2 separate regions of the Homo sapiens genome follow, and region 2 is linked to region 1. A link is a loop called in an ENCODE intact Hi-C map of the cell type or tissue named here. Cell type or tissue: IMR-90. All regions are shown on one strand.

What was found. Peaks named below come from ENCODE experiments on the same cell type or tissue, not always from the same donor. Only the 100,000 strongest peaks of a DNase experiment are listed, where the experiment ranks them.
Region 2: a loop joins it to region 1, with 6 times the contacts of the local background. A loop is called at or near these places in 9 of 110 quality-filtered maps.

Annotation. Positions count from the first base shown.
Region 1 is chr5:7,884,106-7,892,105 of GRCh38, reverse strand. MTRR (5-methyltetrahydrofolate-homocysteine methyltransferase reductase) reads right to left here. Exons shown (of 15, transcript NM_002454.3): 7 at 6,252-6,405; 8 at 5,403-5,491; 9 at 2,831-3,011; 10 at 692-734. Among named protein-coding and RNA genes, the nearest start is that of MTRR, 19 kb to the right of the region's middle. In IMR-90, a CTCF peak has its summit at 4,834 (motif pointing left); a DNase peak (open chromatin) is centred at 4,795; H3K27ac peaks cover 1,095 bases.
Region 2 is chr5:9,208,655-9,216,654 of GRCh38, reverse strand. All of the region lies in intron 8 of SEMA5A (semaphorin 5A), which reads left to right. Among named protein-coding and RNA genes, the nearest start is that of MIR4636, 160 kb to the right of the region's middle. In IMR-90, no CTCF peak of the experiment used is centred here; no DNase peak of the experiment used is centred here.

The sequences.
Region 1 (8,000 bases):
AATGAAGGCCACAGGGAGAATCCTATAAGCCAGTGCTCATCAAATATTCTTTTTTTTTATTTTTTTGAGACAGGGTATCACTGTCGCCCAGGCTGGAGTGCAGTGGCTCGATCTTGGCTCACTGCAAGCTCCGCCTCCCGGGTTCACGCCATTCTCCCACCTCAGCCTCCCAAGTAGCTGGGACTACAGGCGCCTGCCACCACGCCCGGCTAATTTTTTGTATTTTTAGTAGAGACGGGGTTTCACCGTGTTAGCCAGGATGGTCTTGATCTCCTGACCTCATGATCCGCCCGCCTCGGCCTCCCAAAGTGCTGGGATTACAGGAGTGAGTCACCACGCCCGGACTCATCAAATGTTTTATAGTGGAACTTTTCTGTCTCCCCTGCCTCCGGCTGCCACTCAGTGAAGGTGGCTGGGCACACGGACACAGGAAGCATGTGGAGGAGCCTGAGACTCCTAAGTGGGGAAACATAGTACTGGGCCATGGGAAGCCACCCAAGATGTTAAATTCTATGAAGTCCCAGAGGACAGGAGCTCTATGATTCTTCTTCTGCTTTATTATGCCTGGTACTGTCTTCCATAAAGCAGGTAAGTTTTCACTGAATAAATTAGTAAACTCTAATGATCTGGAAGCCTGAGTCTAAGATTTTGGAGAAACAATGCTATATATTACGTGAATAAATAGTAGTACCTTGCACACGAATATGGTCTGGGTTGAAGTTTAGGAAGATGTTCTAGAAAAAAATAAAAACAAGCAATTATTAATTCACTACTACTGAAAATAACCTTACCTAAAAAAAAAAAAAAAAAAAAAAATTCCATGTCTTATTTAGAATACTCAAATCATGTTCTAGTTTTAAATCATAGTTAAGCACTTGAACTTTGTGTTCAAGTAAAATATTACTATTTTTTCTTTCAACTCCTAAAGTTAAAAACCAGATAAGATGCATTTTCTTACTCTTAAATCAGTATTTCTACCCAAAGGCGAATTTTAAAAGCAAAGGCTTCTAGGAATGGGTCCATAAGTTGGCTTCAGAGGTGAGGAGCTCAGCAAACCCTTACTAGGTATATGTGCAGTTTTCTGCAGGGAGGTGCGCAGTTTTCTGCAGGGAGGTGCCCAGTTTTCAGATTTAAAATAAAGTCATGATCCCAAAAAGATTAAAGGCTACTCTTTCAAGAATTACTGAAAATGCTTAGGCTTGAAATATTTTCCATCTTACATTTAAAATAATTAAAGTGTTTGGTTTTTAAAAATTTATCAAAAAAAATCAGTGATTTCAAAATACGTAGGTATTCTTTCAAAAGCAGGTTAAATAATCTGTATTTAAATATTGAACTATCCACTAATAAACTTTGAAATGTTTTATGTTTTGGTATGTTTTATTTTTAGCAGTTACTTAATTGAAAATATGAAAAGGTCTATGTATAATGGCGTAGAGTTTTAAACATCAAAATAAGGTTTAGTAGGGTGTTCAACTTAATATCAAGCTTTAGATATTTTAATTGTTCTTAATTAGAAAATAATATAATTTTTTATAAGTCCCAATGACTTTAATTTTTTTATATAACTACGTAATGTGGTATTGTTACAAACATTCTAACATTCTAAAAGGTAACAAAAAATCTACGAAAAGAATTGAAATAAATTAGTATGCGATAAGAGAACTTTCTAATACTACTTAGAACTCCCCACCCTGTGTTCTGTCATCCTATTCCTGCTGATGGTTCTCGAAGACTTCACTGAAGAGGGTGAGAGGGCCAGCCTGAGGACAGGATGGTGAGAAGAGCAGCCTCATTCAGCAACACGGTCTTAGCATTTTGGGGAGGTCCTAAGTGGAAAAAACACTAAGAAAAAGGAGGAGAAATCAGGCCCTGACTTGCAAAGAAGGGTGCCTTTAATTGTACTGGGCATCGAAAAGGATCTTGCTGGCCCAAGAGTAAAAAGGACAATATACATTTTGGTGTCACCAAAGAAAAATGCAAATGTTAAAGGCATAACTACTTACCACTATGGGAAAGGAGATGACAAAGTTACAAGCACAAGAAAGTAATAAAGGCTTTGAAGTCCTATAAAGCGCTTAGTCTTCACCCCTAGCAAGCATTTTCAATCCCTTCCTGAGAGCCACAGAGAGGTCCTAGGACATCGACTGCTCAGGGACAATGCTGAGGTCTCTTCTGTTGGAGTATGAGGACTAGAAGAGTCACTCTGGGCAAAAAAATGGGTTACTCTTCATCTGAAATGGGATGATGGTTCTCTGCCTGGCAGTACCATGAGTATGTTGATTTGCACTGGTACGACACAGTCCCCTTTTGCTCTTGAAGGACCCTCGATCTGGACTTGCTCAGATGGGGGCATTTCTGCATTCTGCACACAGCACAGACTGCATCAGCCTCTTTCAATTAAATATGATGTTCGTTAGCTTTGAAAAAGAAAATTTTATAGGAAGCTCATTTTTAGACATTTAGCTAAACAACCTTTCTGAAAAAAGTTAAATTAGAAAAGATGCTCAATTCTGAGCCAAAAAGAGAGTAACAACTGACTCTATTAAGAGAGAAAATGATAGTGACACTGCTGGAAGGAAAAAAAAGAAAACCAAAAGTCTGGAAGGGGAATTCTGTGACTTCTGGAAGGGCACACAGATGTCACAGCACCCTGAAGACAAGATATAAGATGTTTACTTACCAATCACCACCATTCATTTAGATATATTCTTTAGGCATAGGATACAAAGGGTAAGACAAGAGCAGCAAATTTTCTTTACTACAGAAAGGTGGCCCGCCTACCAGTGCACGAACAGCCACCAAGGTGCTTGTGAAAGCGACTACTCACCGAGCAGGAGACTGAGTGGTGGCTGGCAAGAAGGGAAAGCGAGGAGGAGATCCAACAAGCAGGCACAGGCATCTCGTACAAAGCGGCTATAATCGGCTGCCCCTTGTTTACTGCACAGCTCCTGTAGCCTGCGCTTTTCAGCACTGTCACTGGTATAGTCCACAAGGGCTCGCAAAAATGCCTACAAAAAGGAGCCCGCCTTAAATTGTGACACAATTTGTGGGTAGAGCTATTAGAATATTCAGTTAAATGTCTGCCTAGGGATGCACCCAATTACCCAAGAAAAAATGAGAAAGCCACTAGGAGCTATTGTCAGGAGGAGGGAATTTAATTTACCATTTGCTTTAATGTTGACCTGTTAGAAAAATTCCACAATATAAATAAATAAATAAAACTAATAAAATTCTGAATCTCAATTCTCAAAGTCTAAATTCCTGAACAAAACATCAAACTTGCTAGTAAGAATTTTTTATTTCAATGCAATTACAAGTTATTAATTACAGGCAGACATAGCTTATTTCTCAAGGGCTCTTTAGGAACAAAGCACTTCAGTAATTATCTGCATCAAATGTTATGTGAAATGCTAATGGGTACTGCTACTTTAAATTCCATGGCTCAAGATGATTGTGTCCTGGACTTCCTTAACAGGGAGGACAAAATCACTGTTCCCAAAGGAGTCACAGGTTTCCAAAGGTTTGGCTGAAGAATCTCTGTCTAAAATACCTGGACACTAACAAATTACACGTGTTCCTCCAAGTGCCAAACTCAGCATTGACCAAAAACAACGACTCAGGAAACACTGCTGAATGGACGCCCCAAATCTCTGCAAAGACTTTGGCAAGATAATAAAAACATCTACCAATAACAGTTTGTAAATTCTAAAGCCAATACAATCTCCTAAATTAAAAGCTAAAACAGTGACAATTTTTCCTTTAACATACTTTTTTCACTTTAGAACTACAAAAACTTTATGGTACTACAACAGGAAATACTGCACTGTTTTTGGAGAACAAGATGACAAACCTGACAAACATTACTACAATTTAAAATGTAAATATTTTTAAAACAGCAATTCTACTCCAAGGAATTTGTTTTACAAATATACTTCAAGTAAGTGTTCAAAAATTAATACAGTACAAGAAAGTTTGCCTTTTTTAATAGTGAAAAAGCAAAAATGACTCAATTGCCCATAATTACATCAACAAATAATGGTGTATCCATAGTATCCATTAAAACTCTTTCCATCCTGAAATATACAGATTCTTGATTTAAGTTAAAAAGGCAAGTTATGGAACAGCACATATAATATGGATACCCATATTTTCCTCAGGAAAACAAAATTCAAGTGTTAACTCAGAGGGTTTGATTATAAAATACTTTGGTTTCCTGGGTTATTTCTGTATCCAGAATTTTTCCAATGAGCATACTATTTTTGAAAAAACCCATATATATATATATATATATATATATATATATATATATGCACACACACACACACAAATATATACATACACACACATATATACACACACATATATATACACATATACAGACATACACACACACTTTACACAAATTTTAAAAGGGTAGAGCTGAACCAAAATTGTGACTTAATCGGTAAGCTTTCATTACAGTAAATTAATTCTAAATACTCAAATTACATCTCGAGCTGATTACCAGGAAAGGAAGATGGAATATATATATATATAAATCTATATATATATAAATATACATATATTTATTTAGAGAGCTGAGCCTCTCTCTAAAGTACTTTACTCACCCAAGACTAGAAATGCAATAAACACATTAATAAAACGACACGAAAACCACACTGGGGAGATGGCGGCCTAATTACAACACTCTTTATGCTCACTGACAATACAAGTGTGGCAAGGCACATTTGAAAAATTGTATCCATTAATGGCCACTTCCGGGAGCTGGTTAGAAGAAATCAGTTACAAGTAGTTTTAAAAAAACAGTTCCTGGTACAATACTGACATCTAGTGGATTATTCTACCTCCAAGTTCACATAATAATTGATTATTACCTACCAAAACCCTTCCATTTTTCCTGAAGCTTTCTGTTACAGCAATAAATAGTTATGTAGTATTACACAAAGTAGATCTTAACAACTGTAGGAAGTGGCAAGTGGTGGTTGGGGGGAATCCTACGCTCTCATTAGCTTTCTGTCACCAATTAAAGAAGGAGCAGCAATGTGTAGCTGGGTAACACAAGGTCAACTGCAGTCACCTCCATCACTGTGGAATGTGCTACGTAGTTAATAACTAGTAAAAGTAAGACAAAGAAAAAGCCCTATTTAGACTAAGAAAAAGCCCTATTTAAGCCCTCATTTCAATAGAAAACAAAAATTTAAATGCAAATACAACATAAAAAGATTCATAGATGATAGTTACGATGATAGCACACACCCTTGGGAACTAATATTAAAAACATGCTATCAAGATCACATTTTTTAAGACTGCAAAGGGCATATTCTAAATTTGTTTAATCAATCCTAAATAAAGCTAAGCATATTTTAAAATAGTTACCTGAAGAAGACAGAAAAAAATACCTTTTTAGGAATTGCTCGGATTTCAAGACACCAGGTAAAAATGAACTGGAGAGAACATCCCGCAGGTATATGCTGGGGTAAGGTAGCTCCTTTTCAGGTAAAGACGGGAAAGGGGTTCATGACATAGAAGATGAAGAATAAAATGTTTTACACACTCCCCAAAACACAATTACTGTAGTACTTTACAGCGCATCAAAGTGCAACATGACTTGTGGCAATGTTTATTCAGCCAAAAAAATTCCCCAAAATGAATACAGTAAAAAACTCCACCTTACAAAAACATAAGAAGACTATAAATTCAAGATAGGCCAAATAAAAGAAAGGAAAATTATTTAAAATTAAGGAAATGAAAGCTAAAAAGACAGCAGTACTCCATTAGCATTATTCTTCTCAAAAAATCAATTTAGGACTACTTCAAGATTCTAAGTAAATAATATATTTATATTTTGAAAAATAAATAACTTCTCTTAATTATGGAAAAAGCAATTATTTTATATAATAAATGAGCAAAAACAAACATACTATGAGAAGTAAACATAATAGGAAAAGAATTTTTAAAAATAACCTAGGCCAATGCTTCTCAAAAACTACATTTACACTCAGTTTTCATGTCCACAAATGTCCAATAATTAGAACATCCATTATCTTCTTATTCAGTGCAATTAACATGAAAGTTAAGAAACTACCAATACCAGCGTATGCCTGTGTTCCCAGACCTTGATGCGCAGCTGAGCCCCAGGCATCTGTGCGGCCAACACACAGGACCCTGAACCTTAGAGCCACACTCTCACCATCAGCTCCAGTCCACTGGCCCACAACACCCCAACGTCACAGCATCAGGGCTGTTACCTTTCTTCTTTGTGTCTGCCTTTATTTTCAAAAGGACGCAGTGCTCTCTTTTATCTTCAAGCTGCAGTCTTTGGAGTAGGCTTTGTACCTCAGAATCACTGTTAGGGCAGATCACGCTGAAGGCATCTCCAGGCTGATAGGAAAAGTCTGTATTCTAGAGAAGAGCCAAAATGAAAAAAAAAAAATACATTATACGTGTTACATAGTTTAAGCTGTAGGGTAACAAAAATATAGTTTTCAATATTATGATTTTAATATGTGAACTCAGAAAATAGAATTTCAAAAAAAAAAACACACAATTGTTTTAAAAAATAAGCCCAACTAACCAAATAAACATACTTTCATTATTAGCAGTTACTATTAAAACGAAATCTGGTAGTTACCCAGTGTTTTGCCTTTTATCATACTTAAAGAATGGAAGTCAGACCTTCCTTGTTCTCTACAAAGTAAGGTCCTATGGTGTTTTCAATAACCCATGTAAATATAAAAATCCCTCTTACAAAAACATACATGCACACACACACGAAAACATACATTATGACCAAAAGAAACTAATTATGGTCAAATGCATTGGTTTTCAATTTTCTTCTCCTTACTTTACTCTTTTCCTTTAGGGGACAGGAAAGGGTACTTTATTTCCTTAAGTATAAAACATTACACTATCTGGCTCGATACTGGTTGTGAGCAAACATGGGCTGAAAAAGTCACCACTTCCCAAGTCAAGTCTATTACTAGGCCCATTGCCTCTAAGCCCCAGAGTGATACAGATGCAGGCCAGGGCTCTGGGGAGGAGCCTCTCACAATGACACAAGCTCACATTTCTTGCCAGCAAGGGAGAGAGACTGGACTAAGCACAGACCAACCCTTGCCTCTTTATGACAAAAATGTAAAATACCAGAATAAAAAATATTTTGGTGTACATAGTATTAATATTTATGGATGCAAAACCATCTAGTTTTGACACATTGTATTTTTTTCTGTTAGGAAGTTTGATTAAATCTACACCAACAGCCTTAATGTGCCCTTGCTTTTCTGAAAGAATAACCCACTTAACCTCTCAAGACTTTCATAAAATAAACGGTTGAGCTAAATGACTTTGAAGAGGTACTCAAACACTTATTTTAGGATTATCAGTCAGTTTCTTAACCTAAGGTCAATGGATTCCAGCAGGGTGTGGAGGGTAGGAAGGGGGCCCATGGAGGGGGTGCATCGAGGCACATCTCAGACTAAAACTGTACGTAAATGTTTCTATATACAGTTGGCCCTCCATATCCTCAGGTTCTCCACCCTCAGAATCAACCAAACCTGAATGGAAAATATTTGGGACGGAAAAAAACAATAAAAAATAACAATAAAAATAATGTAAACTTAAAAATACAGTATAGCAACTACTTACGTGGTGTTAGATACTGTAAGTAATCTACAGATGACTTAAAGTGTAGGGGAGGATGTGCATAGATTATATACAAATACTGTAACATTTTACATAAGGGACTTGAGCTTTGAGGATTTGGGTATCTGAAAGGGGTCCTGGGACAAATCCTTCGAAGATACTAAGGGACAAGTGTAATCATTTTTTGGGAGAGTCCATAATTTTTTCCAGATTCTCAAGAAATCAAAACCACTGCTCTGAGGAATTAACCCTAACCTGCCTGTCTGGGTTCTATTTCTTTTCTTTTTTTAAAAAAATTGAGGCAGGGTCTCACTCTGTCACCCAGGCTGGAGTGCAGTGGCACAATTACAGCCCAC
Region 2 (8,000 bases), 1.3 Mb before region 1:
GATTCATAAGTTTTTAGAGACCTTCAATTAGTCTTGGACTCACACACAATAATAATGTGAGACTTTAACACTCTACTGACAGTATTAGACAGATCATTGAGGCACAAAATTAACAAAGATATTCAGGACCTGAATTCAACATTGAACCAAATGAATCTGATATACATTTACAGAACTCTCCACCAAAAAACTACAGGACATATATTCTTCTCATTGTCACATGGTACATACTTTAAAATTGACCACATAATTAGACATAAAACAATCCTCAGAAGCTGCAAAAGAACCAAAACCATACCAAGCACACTTTCATGTCACAGTGCAATAGACATAGAAGTCAAGACTAAGAAAATCACTCAAAAAACCATGTAACTACATGGAAATCGAACAACATGCTCCTGGGTGACTTTTGTGTAAACAATGAAATTAAGGCAGAAATCGAGAAGTGCGTTGAAACTAATGAGAACAAAGATACAACATACCAGAATTTCTGGGACACAGCTAAGGGAGTGTGAAGAGGCATAGCACTAAATGTTCACATCAAAAAGTTAGGAAGACCTCAAATTAATAGGTTACCATCACAATGGAAAGAATTAGAGAAACAGGAACAAATCAACCCCAAAGCTAGAAGAAACAGGACCTAATCAACCCCAAAGTCCTAGCTCAGGTATGCATCATATATAGCCTGTGTTTAAAGGGCAAATCTCTCTGAGCCCCACAGTGCTCATCTAGACAACAAACAATCAAAATCAGAGCTGAACTGAAGGAAATCAAGACATAAAAACTCATTCAAAAGATTAGTGAATCCTGGAGTTGGTTTTCTGAAAAAAAAAATAAGATAGGCCACTAGCTAGACTAATAAAGAAGAAAAGAAAGAAGATCCAAATAAACACAATTAGAAATGAAGAAGAAAATGTTACCGCTGAACCCACAGAAATAAAAATAACCATCAGAAACTACCAGAAATGTATTGTCTTAAAATGCTGAAGGCTGAAGGTCCAAAATCAAGGTGCCGGCATGGCCATGCACTCTCCAAGTCCTTGAGGGGAGAAACCATGGTTACCTCCTCTAGCTCTAGTAGCCCCAGGCACTCCTTGGCTTATGATAGCTTCAATCCTATGTCTGTCTCCATCTTCACATGGCCATCTTCCTGTGCCTCTCTCTAAATTAGCCTTTCCTTATAAGGATACCAGTCATGTTGGAATATCTTAACTTGATTATATCTGCAGAGACCCTGTTTCCAGATAAGGTCACATTCATGAAAATTGGGGGTTGGGACTTCAACATATTTTTTTGGTTGGGGGATGGGTACAGTTAAACTATAACACTGTCCAAAGGAAGAAATACTCAACTGTTGAGATCTGAAGTCACAACGCCTTACTTTCTGCTGACAATCTTAATGCTCTTTCTTCTACTGCTGGTAAATCTGTTTACTTCTCAGGCTTCCTATATCAGCCATATCATCTCCATTGTTAGCAGATGGCGTTGTCTTCTTGTTTCCTGTGAGAGTCATGAGTCCTGAGGTAGGGATGGTGATCTCCTGTCTGCTTTGCCCAGGGCAGAGGGCTGTTTTACATGTTTCTTCCTTCCTCTCTCTACAGTACTGCTATGGACAATGCATTCACTTGAACTGCTGCTTTGTCCACTGTGCATCGCTCCCTGCCCCTATGTCTCTGGGGAAGGGGCGCTTCTCTCCTCCGCAAGTCTCAAGAATGCAAGATCCAGCAAGTCAAGATTCATTATTGAGTTGAACAATGCTAAAACTCTTGAGCATTGCTGATGCTTGAGTTAGCAGTGAGCTCGATCTTGTGTTGCTTATTCTATATCTGAATTACTATCTCAAAAGACTACAGGGAAGGATGGCAGAAATGAGTGCTCTCATAGTCTAGCCTAAGAGGAGCACAGAGGCACAAAGCATGCATCATCAGAATGTGTGGGCAGAGCATGACATGCTGTGGCCTTTTGCAACCCCAGGACCCAGAGTTTCAGAACTAATCTTCAGGCAAATGATGATACTGGCTTTTCCATGGTGACATCTGGCCGGGATACAGAGATCCCTGAGTAAGGACCTACCAGAATTCTAACCTTCCCACCACATCTTGCAGAAACCCATCATAAATATCTGGTATGGTTCTAAAAACCTGCCTTTAGCAAGCTAAGTCTCTTGGATTTTATACTGCAGTTCCAGGTGCAATTTCTTATGACACCAACAGCATTATTGGTTATATACTGATGAATACACACTCCCTTCCCCCTGATCCTCTGCACCTCTGCAGGGGCTCTAGATGGTGGGAGGTGCTGTCAGCTGTCAGCACAAGCTGGATTGGAGAGGGCCAGCAGGCCTGGCCCGAGCTCTGGAAGCCTTTGTGGGTTCTGCCTGTTTCTTCTTGCCTGGCCGCTATGATCTGGCTCTGCCTGTTTTTACAGCCCTGGCTCCTGCTATTTTTCCCGCATGCATGCTTGGTGTCCTTTAAGGAGCAATGTGCAGTTTCGGGGGCGCATTCTGCCTTCCTCACCATGTTGCTTTGCAGTTTGTGATTATTTTGTCCTCACTTTGCTTGATTTTGCCTCCTGGCTAATTCTGGCTCCTAGTTAGTTTAGTTTAAATTTCCATTTTCCCCAGTCTCTGGTGGGTCTGTTCCATCCCTTTCTCACACTGTTCAAGTTGCACTTTCCCCCATACTACTGGAGCTCTTGGTCAGTCTCTTGCCCCAACCTTACGAGAGCCCCCATTTTACTTGCAGAGAAAGCCAGAGTGCTGCCATGGCCCTCCTGTTCCCTTCCTGTCCTCATCTATGTGCTCCCTTGGCTTTAGCCTCTGAAATGCCACACAGTGCCTCTGGTTCTTCCTTGCCTTTCAGAGCTCAGCAAACTTTTCTATAAAGGGCCAGTGAATAAATATTTTAGGCTTTGCAGTCCACATGGCCACTGTTGCATTTTTTCAATCTTTCCATCATAGTATGAAAATCTCCACAGTCTATGGATGCATGAGTGTGACTGGGTGCTAATAAAACTTTATTCACAAAATGGGCAGCAGGTAGGATTTGGCCCATGGGCTAGAGTTTGCTGGGCGCTGTTCTGCCTGGAAAGCTCTTCCCCCAGACAACCCATCTGGCCAACTGTCCCATCTTTTTTGAGTCTTTGCTCAAATGCCATCTTCTTAATGGAACCCAAGCCTCACCACCTTATTTCAGATCACAGCTCCCTCCTATCTAGCCCTTTTGACTCTTCTTACCATGTTCAGTTTTAGCCTCAGCTATTAATGTTATTTCCTCCCACCACTACAATGAAAGTTCCCAATGACCAGGACTTAACGTCTTTTTCTCACTCCTGGGTCCCACATGCTTACAGCAGTGCTGGCATTAAAGTAAGCACTCAACGGACATTTTTTCTAATTAATGAGTTAAATGGTGCTATGGTCTGAACATTTATGTCCTCCCAAAAGTCGTAGGTTAAAATTGAACCTTCAATGTAATGGTATTACGAGGTGAGGCATTTGAGAGCTGATTAGGTCATAAAGGTGGAGTCCCTCATGAATGGGATTCGTGCCCGAGTAAACAAGACCCCGGAGAGCTCCCTCATTCCTCCCACCTTGTGAGGACACAGTGAGAAGGTGCCGGCTAGGAACCAGAAAGCAAACCCTTGCCAGACACCACATCTACTGGTGCCTGGATCATAGACTTCCCAGCCTCCAGACTGTGAGAAAGAAATGTTGGTTGTTTATAAGCTGCCGAGTTTATGGTATTTTTTGTTACAGCAGCTGGAATAGATGAAGACAATGGGTAGATAGTTGACTTCTTTGTTTTCCCCACTATTTTATGAATTCCTTAAGGGCAGGGGCTCTGTGGAAGCCTGCTTTATGTGCTCAGCATCTTACTCAGTGTCTGAAACATAGATGAGGATTAATCCATATTTGTTGAATGAGTAAGACATTAGCACACTTCACAAATAGCAGAAATGTGAATAATGTTAAACATGGGAGAATGTTCTATTAATTATATATCAGAATTAAACAGCAACAAAAACACAGATATGCATATTTGAAATTGAACCTGGTCCAAAAATTTATAACATCTTCCCTTTGAGCCCTCATCTCACTTAGCCCCCCATTTCCAGCCATTATTTATTGTCATTTCTCAAAGGCAGTACAATCAATTGGATGACATTCTGGATGAATCTGGAACATTAAGTTATGTGTTTGGTAATGAATATATTTCAAAGTCATATTTTCTCCTGTGCCAAAGTCGCTCTTAAAACAAACTTATGTGTTTAGAGAAATACCTTAACAGCTTTAATGCATTAAAATATTAATCGTTAATAACTTTGAAATGATTACTGTAAGGCAGGATAATAAATGTTTAATGGTTGATGCTTAAAATAGAAAAGCAATAAAACTTGCCTTCAAGAAACTGGCAATCAAGTTGGGGAACAATAAACCCATGAAAAGGTGAAAATACATTTCCAAATTAATATTGTGCAAATTGAGTTTGTGAGTTTTGAAGGAATTATGTGCTTGCACACAGAGGAAAAACTTGAGTAGGAACTTGGAAAAACTAACTCCTAAATGAGGCTTAATAACTCAGCATGAACATCTAATCCACGTAGCCTTATTAACACTCAGAGACCAGCTGGCTTTCCTTCTCTGGTGGAAATGTGTACTTATCCCACTGAGTTCTCCCAGGGAACTCCACAGTGTCCTGCAGTCTCTGAGATTTTGGCCAGGATTTCATATGGAGGTGAACTCACTTGAAATCCACAAGCATTGTCTTTTCAACTGTATCATTTTTTATGAGCTATTATAATTCTAGTTGAGAAAACTCTTCTGGTAACAATGTTAAATTCTGTTTGTTTGAAATACATTGATGATGTTACTCAAGCATTAAGTAGACCCTTGAGGTCTTTAAAATGCAACTATGAACCTTCTAATGATTAATGATAATTTACTTGGAGGATGAAAATCTCCTCCGTGCTTAAGTCAAGGAGAAATTCTTTCTGCTTGTCCTGAAGAGAGGTGCTTTGGGGAGCTCAGTGCTTCTCCTTGGGACCAGGTGCTGACTCTGAACAGCCTGAGCACAGCTAGGGTGGCGTGACTTTGTTGGGCTCCAACCTGGGGACAGTGAGAGCCTGTTTGGAAGGGTATGCACAGCACAGTACCTGGAGGTGTGACTGGTCTGCAAGAGGTGCTCTCTCGACTGACAAGATTCGCTACAGCTGGAAATTCAGAAATGGAAGCAGAGGTCAGAGAACAAGCAAAACAAAGACAAATGAGGATTGGGAATGAAGTATATGTGGGTACCAAAATGCAAGTATTTGTCAAGAAAAAGAAGCTCTGTAAAGCCAGAATAGAATCAAGACTGCATAGTCAGCAGCCTATTTTTTTTTTCCAAATAAGCACCTGGGGAGATGCTTAAAAAGAATGACCTTGTGAACAATAAGTTCTTTTCAGCATTACAAGTCCAAGGCTGATATCTTATTCAAGTTTAAACTTGCTAGGGTGAAGATGAGATGACATGGATGGAAAGTGTGTTGAGCAAAGTTGTGTGACATGTGACACAGCACAATGAGATGCCCTTTTCTAATATTCAGGCCTGATCAAGCCTGTCAGCAGCCATTGCCAGTTGCCTATGCCTTGTGGGATGGCTGCAGTTCAGATATCGTGCTGTAAATCTAATCTTATTATCTTTGAGGGTCAGGAATCATTTTAAATCAATGGCCTCCATGCATATCGCCTGCCTGTCCATGTACTTATTGGAGTATCTGTTACTTGTAGTTATTACACCACCCGCAAGGAAGAGTCGCAGTAGCTATTTACAATATGCTAGGTAGATGGAAGACTCCAAATCCATGTCATCTGCCATCCTTCTTACAACCTCTTAAGGGAGATTGCATTATCCTTCTTCTACAGATGAGCACTATGGGGCTCAGAGGGACTTGCCCCCTGACACAGGCCATACCTGATGCATACCTGAGCTAGCGCTTGAAAACAGATCCACTCCAGAGCTTGCACCCTTCCTCCTTTACAAGCTGCTGACCTTCCCTTTGTTTAGTTGGCACTTTAGGAAATACCAGCGTTACAAATGGCCTCCATCTCTCTCTCCCGATGCCCACATTTTCATGCATGAGCTGCCATGAAGAGGGGTATGTGGACTCTGGAAAAGGTTGAGAGCATTTTCTTGACTGTTGTAGCCTTGCATACATGGTGCAATAAACTGGGGCTGTTAAACCCAAAGTAGAAAAGCCTGTGTGGTAATTTAATGCAGACCTTTATGGGTACAAAAGTGTGGTTAAGTGACATGAGTCAGTTCTTACGGTGCTCTGAAAACACTGTATTGCTCCATCCTGTACATCGAGCACAGAGGGCTTAAAAGCTGGGGAGCCACAGGTCCTCTCCAGTCATGTGAGGAAGCTTCTACACTTGCCAATATACTTGCCAAAGGTCTTTTACTACCTTTAGATTTTAATTTGTGCATTCCAAAAGAAAAGGGATGAGTAAATCTTTCTTTCTCCTGCTACCACATTATGGGGATACTTGCATGAACTGTATATACATGAGTCAAGGAAACCTCATAAAGAATAAATCCACTACAAGAAGGGATGCCTCACTGTAGTGAAGATATCATGCAGACGTGTACTAGAACTGCTAAAACAATTGGGAAATGGCTCAATGTTCATTGTCTAGAGATTCTAGCAGTTTCCTAGTGACAGTCTTGAATCCCTCTTGATGTCCTTGCCTGATGACTAATGTTACCTCCTTTCCTTCTTAAAAGCATCCCAGTTTAGAGCATAAATCATGTTGTCATCTTGTTTCTAAAATGCCCAGATTTATGTGTTTCTATAAATTTGTCTCTATATTATTCTATTGAACTTTTTATTTATCCCAGTCAAGGGCCTCTGACATTTGTTCACTCACTGCCACATATTGGGAAGTCGGCTCCCTGTGTCTTGGTCTTCTTTTTGCCCCAGCTCAGATCAACTCAGGAGACAAAGCCAGAGCCATCATGCACGTTTCCTTATTCTACAGTAGCTTATTGGGAAGAAGTATGATAACAACTGAATAATGTTGGAGCTCAATGTCTTCTTTCAGTAAAATCTTACATGGTTTTCTTTCAGTCTTTTAACATATTTTTTAGGAGTTAAAATATTTACCAGATTTTAAAATTTAAATTAACATTCCAATAAAAACCTTGTATTAATTTGATCTGGCAGATTAAATGATTAATTCTTCAAAGAAGTGAACCTGTAAATTTAAAATATCATCAGAGAAAAATGAACATGGCGAATAGAAATTTTGTGTTTTGACAATTTTCAGAAATATTCATGAAATGATATATAACTAATAGGAGTGTGTGATTTGGCAGAATTTTATAAGAGAGGGCTATGTGCTTGGAATGGAATAAGAGCAGAGTAGACACTAAAGTCTGTCACTTTGAACTAGAACATTTAGACACATATCCAGTTAATAAAACTCCTATTGACCTAAAGATATGGAGAATTGTAGGTGTGAGTTTTGGACTTGTAGGGCGGTGTGAAGAAGTGGTGCTTCTCATTTAGGGGAAGCCAGCCCATTTCCCCTTGGTAAAAGTGGTTCCTACTTGAATCAGCAAATTCATGAAAGTAGTGTATTTTCAATGGGTCATATTCCCCAGGAAGAAGGAAGGAATCAAATGTGCTAGAACTGTCTTTCCACTCCTACTGCAAGGGTCTTAGCAATAACTTTTTTCTGTCAAGGGGCTCAATGAGTGACACACCTGAGGATGCAAGGCCCTGATTGCTGTGAAAATAGTTACCAAGGATGCACTTGGCTCCAACTTCCTACCCCATCCCACACCACACACCCAGGAAACGGAGTGATAAGTTTTTCTTTAAAACTCTTTGGTGTCTCTCCAATGGCAGTTGAAATCCATACTCCTTGTTATGGGCTCCTGGCTTTGCCTGGCTTTCCACCTCCCGTCCTGTTGATCTCTTTGATCCTGACTGTGGCTTCATTCCATTCCTTGCCA